Regions from separate parts of the Homo sapiens genome. Here region 2 is linked to region 1. The links are chromatin loops, found by intact Hi-C in ENCODE. Cell type or tissue: heart left ventricle. All regions are shown on one strand.

The links. A loop is a pair of places that touch in the nucleus more often than their neighbours do. Peaks named below come from ENCODE experiments on the same cell type or tissue, not always from the same donor. Only the 100,000 strongest peaks of a DNase experiment are listed, where the experiment ranks them.
Region 2: a loop joins it to region 1, with 3 times the contacts of the local background. A loop is called at or near these places in 1 of 110 quality-filtered maps.

Annotation. Positions count from the first base shown.
Region 1 is chr15:93,125,369-93,127,868 of GRCh38, reverse strand. All of the region lies in intron 3 of LOC101927025 (a long non-coding RNA gene), which reads right to left. Among named protein-coding and RNA genes, the nearest start is that of RGMA, 37 kb to the right of the region's middle. In heart left ventricle, no CTCF peak of the experiment used is centred here; a DNase peak (open chromatin) is centred at 958; H3K27ac peaks cover 1,595 bases.
Region 2 is chr15:93,177,876-93,180,375 of GRCh38, reverse strand. No RefSeq gene overlaps it. Among named protein-coding and RNA genes, the nearest start is that of RGMA, 90 kb to the right of the region's middle. RefSeq lists an enhancer at 1-440. In heart left ventricle, no CTCF peak of the experiment used is centred here; a DNase peak (open chromatin) is centred at 1,086.

The sequences.
Region 1 (2,500 bases):
TGGGCCTGTGTTGAAACCCAGATCTATGAGGCTGTGAGGTGAAAATGCTCAACTCCCAAACTATCGTGCAAAATCTAGCAAATAAAACTCTACCCATTCTACCTGGAAGCCAACCTGAGATAGCCATACATTGAGCGGCTCATAAATGTTACCCGAGGCCACCGCATAACATTACCCACCTCCAAGCTCATTTCCGACCTGCTTCCTCCTACATCAGATCCTATCTGGCTCTTGGAGCTCAGTGGCCTCCCTGACTGGCATCCCGCTATCCTCCACTTGTCATTTTAGCTGACCTGATCTTGCCTGCTGACTTTAAACTGGTCCCATGGACTTCCCCCAGCAGTACCAGCTCCCATGTGTGCCTCTACACACATCAGACCCCACGGGCCCCAGGCCCACTGCCCCAGTCCTCAGTGACCCCCTGGCCATCAGATGGCCCGGCAAAGGCAGGTTCCTAAATGAACAACCAAAGCCCATTCCAAAATGTCTTCCCAGCTCTTAAGTCTGATTTTCTGCCTCTTACAACGGAGATGGGAATGGCAGATTCACCACGACACTAACTTAGCTTGGGCCTCAGAGGCCCTCCTTTCCAAAGGCCCCTCCTAAGACGCTGGACTTAATTTTATCTTCTCAAGGAGGATTCAGAAAATCCTAGGAACTTCAGGTCACCCAAAACCTGGGTCCACCCCTGCAGAAGTGACTCTTTCTTGAAGATCTCCTCGTCAAATAGTGAGGTGCTTTGGGGAAGTTCATGGGTTTAATCCCAGGATTAAAGCTTACACGAGAGGAGCAGGCCTTTGCCCGTCTCCTTCCACTTGTGTATCAGGCTCAGAGCCTTCCCCCATGCCACCTGGGAAATGCTGGCCTGGGTCAGCCCTGCTCCGCTGTGGCCTTCAAGCAGAAGGGAAAGCTTCAGCTCCCAGCTCAGCAATGTGCCTGGGCCCCGCCCTGCTCCAGCTGTGTCCACTGGGCTCGTGGGGAAGGGCCAGGACCAAGCCAGATGATCTGACATGATGGAAAGGGAAATTCTCAGCATTCCTTCTGCAGGAGACCTTTGCCAAATGCAGTGCAGTGAGGGGCAGCAGGCTGGGGTTTTCTCAAGCAGCCAAATGCATCTTCAACCCTGGCAGAGTTCAGTGCGGAAAAAACTGGGTCATCTCTAACGAAGTCGAGTTTCAAGGGGAACAGGCATCCGCTGTGGAGCAGGAGGCCGGGAAGGGGAAGACCATGGGGAGGCCAAGGGAGGATACAGAATGGAGTCCTGAATTACTCTCTCAATGCACACAGGCTTCCAGTTTTGGAAAAATGTCTTTATATTCCCAGAAATGACCCAACGGAACAATCAGATTACATTATTTTCTCCAGTCTTCAATGCATAGTGATGGCTCCAGACAGAAGGGGCCAAAATCCTATTTTTAACTCTGTCTTGACTGTCACACTAACCAACCACCAGATGTTCCTCAGCAGGGACCCAAATGTTCATGTTCCTTTCTCCCCACCCACAGGGCGCGCTTGGTGGGGAAACATCAGTCTGGCACTGTGAACTTCCCAAGCCAGCTTCAGCTGCTCAGCTTCCACCAGGGCACTGGAGGGGTCTCTAGAAGGCTGCCAAGAGCCCTCTCTCCCCTACAGCCAGGGGAACACTCTACCAATGACTTCCTAACAGACTCTCTTGGGAGCCTGTGCATTTTAATGACTAGAGGCCTTCCATTATTATCATGTCCTCTTGACAAAGCCAAGTTTTCCTTCAAGACTCAGCTCATTGACTCCTCCACAAAGTCCTGTCCAGCCACCTCCCACCACCTGGAGGCTGAACCAAGCCACTACCCCCACCCCAGCATCTCTGCATGATAGCACTTACGACTGTATAATTGCCTACTTCTTTTCTTTTTTTTCTGAGACGGAGTCTCGCTCTGTCGCCCAGGCTGGAGTGCAGTGGCACGATCTCGGCTCACTGCAAGCTCCGCCTCCCAGGTTCACGCCATTCTCCTGCCTCAGCCTCCTGAGTAGCTGGGACTACAGGCACCCGCCACCACGCCAGGCTAATTTTTTTTTTTTTTTTTTGTATTTTTAGTAGAGACGGAGTTTCACCATGCTAGCCAGGATGGTCTGGATCTCCTGACCTCGTGATCCACCCGCCTCAGCCTCCCAGAGTGCTGGGCTTACAGGTGCCTGCCACCATGCCCGGCTAATTTTTTTTTTTTTTTGTATTTTTAGTAGAGACGGGGTTTCACCATGCTAGCCAGGATGGTCTCGATCTCCTGATCTTGTGATCTGCCCACCTCGGCCTTTTGGGAGGTGCTGGGATTACAGGCGTGAGCCACCACTCCTGGCCTTAATTGCCTACTTCAACTCCATCTTCCTCGATAGTCTCGAGGCATCACATCCCCACCCTCCCCTCCTGTAGCTCCACACCCTAGGGAGTCCGCAGACACCTTTCCCTTACTGCCCATTCAGTCATTATGATTATGAGCCACCAATTGACAAAGAAGCTATGACT
Region 2 (2,500 bases), 53 kb before region 1:
ATCAGCAAGTCAAGAGCGTGGTTTTTAACTACAACAGGCAGAGAGGAAAGAGATGGTGAGTGTAAGGCTCTCACTCCCAGGCATTTACCAGGGCTCTGTGGTGCATCTCTTCCTTAGCTCACTCCTGGCCAGGATGTTCTTCCCTGACCCTGTTGCAGGTCACTGACGTCCCCAACCATGAGGACTTGTGATGGGCCCAGTGGGAGGTCGCAGCCAGGCACTATGATTGGGGGACTGAGTGGCTCTGAAAGATGTACCCTTCTTTCCCTTTCAGCTCAGAAGCAGCAGCCCCAGCTCTCGGCAGCTGGCTCCCTGCAAGCTGCTGCACACACGGCAAACCTCCTCTCCACGCCCGGCCCAGTGTGGTTCCCCCAGCAGATCAGGCCTGGCTGCCTCCGTGTCCACACCCTGACCTGCGGCTGAGGCCCATTTCTGTCTCCCGCGGTGATCCTACCTCCCAGCACGCTCCCATGTAGCTGTTGATTGTTCTCCTTCCCTTCCTCCCTTCCTCCCATCCTTTCTCCCTCTTCCCTGTCTGTGAATGGCATTTCTGGAGTGTGAGAGAGGCCCGGGACCGCAGGTATGTTTCCTGTCTGCCCGTTCTAATCAAAGGCAGATGCCTGCGGTGCGTCTGGCCTCGCAGAAGCGGAGAACCCATCCTCGGAGAGGGGCCAGAGGAGAACTGTGTGCTCCTTTATAGCTGCATGCTCGGGTAAGGGCTCTCTTTTTGCCTTTTACTATTTTAACTTCAGAAAGGCTACCCATCCTGTCTGGGGCTCCTGCCCTGCCTAGGACAGTAAGGTGGTATAGAATCGTCATCAGCTGTGAGCCCAGATAGTCCTGAGTTCAAATCCTGTGCCATCATTTCTTAGCTTCCCCTACCTTTCGTCCTCTGGAAAAAGGGGATGCTAGGTGAGGGACGAGGGAACAGTACAGCCACCAGCCCTGGCTTGCTGTTGGAGGGATGAGGCGGCAGAGCCCGCAGAAAGGTGGATACTTCATAGTGCCAGCCACGTTCCCGCCCCACCCCACAGTGCCCGAACCTGCAGGCGAGGCTGTAACCACGAGGAAAGCATCAGGGACCCGGTCACTCGTGCTCATGGACGACCTGCCCCTCCCAAGTCAAAGGTCGTCGCAGGAGAGCTGCCCGGGAAAGGAAGCGAAACCTGGCATTGTTCCAACAACCTCTTAGGCCCTGAATTTCTGTTTCTTAACAAAGTCACTGTTAGATTGTGTTGAAAAATAAGATCTAGGCTAACTTCCTTCTTGGGTCTTGGGACACTTTCTTGCTGTTATATGATCAAGGTGGGGGCTGCATAACTATTCCCCGCTGCACATACTCCCTCCCTTCCCCCTCAACTCCCTCCTTCCCCAACGCCCCCCACCCAGTGCAATCTACTTACTGTCTCTCCCACAGTGTTCCCCTAACAGGTTCCTGCTGGCACAAAGGGTCCCACCTTTGAAGACCTTTGGGTTTAAATCCCAGCTCAGTTCCTAACCAGCTGTGTGACATAGGAAAGTTGCTTAACCTCTCTGAGTCTCAGGATCGCCATCTGCAAAATCAAAGGGCTGATGGCAACATCTTCTTCTCAGGACTCATGGAAAATTAAACGAGCGCTGCTTCCAAAGATGTTTGTGCAGGGTGGAAACTCAGCACAGGGTCGTGTCCATTTCACAGCCTTCCAAGGGCTGCAGCCTAAATGTCTCCAGCCACGGGAGAGGATGACAGCTGCCCTTCTGTGGCAGGCCTTGGAGTAAAACTCCCAAACCATCCCCAGCCAGCAGAGGCTGCCCAGCCCAGCCCCTCCAGCAGGGCGGCTCCATAGACTACAGGGCAATACGGCCCAGAGGCTGTCCCTGTCCACTCCTGTTGCGCCAAGCTGGCTCCGGGAGGGGCTGGTGACTGGGAAAGATGCTACAGACACAAGTTTGATTTTTCATTAAATCCTCTAAACATTGTGAAAGGAAAATAAATATTGGGACCCCAAAATCACTAAGCCAAAGGATAAAGTCAAGCTGGGAACTGCTTAGGGCAAACCTGCCTCCCATTCTATTGCTAAAAAAAAAAGATGGCTACTAAGATTCAAAAGCTACATACCTCCCTCACAAGGAATTTCCTTCTGGACAAATGACAGACAGAACTCAAAGTCATCCCTCTGCTCGCCGAGATAAATGCATATCTGATTGCCTCCTTTGGAAAGGCTCATCAGAAACTCAAAAGAGTTTCACTGGGCTCCGTGGCTCATGCTTGTAATCCCAGCACTTTGGGAGGCCAAGGTGGGCGGATCATGAGGTCAGGAGATCAAGACCATCCTGGCTAAAACGGTGAAACCCCGTCTGTACCAAAAAAATACAAAAAAATTAGCCAGGCGTGGTGGCGGGTGCCTGTAGTCCCAGCTACTTGGGAGGCTGAGGCAGGAGAATGGCGTGAACCCAGGAGGCGGAGCTTGCAGTAAGCCGAGATTGCACCACCGCACTCCAGCCTGGGCGACAGAGCGAG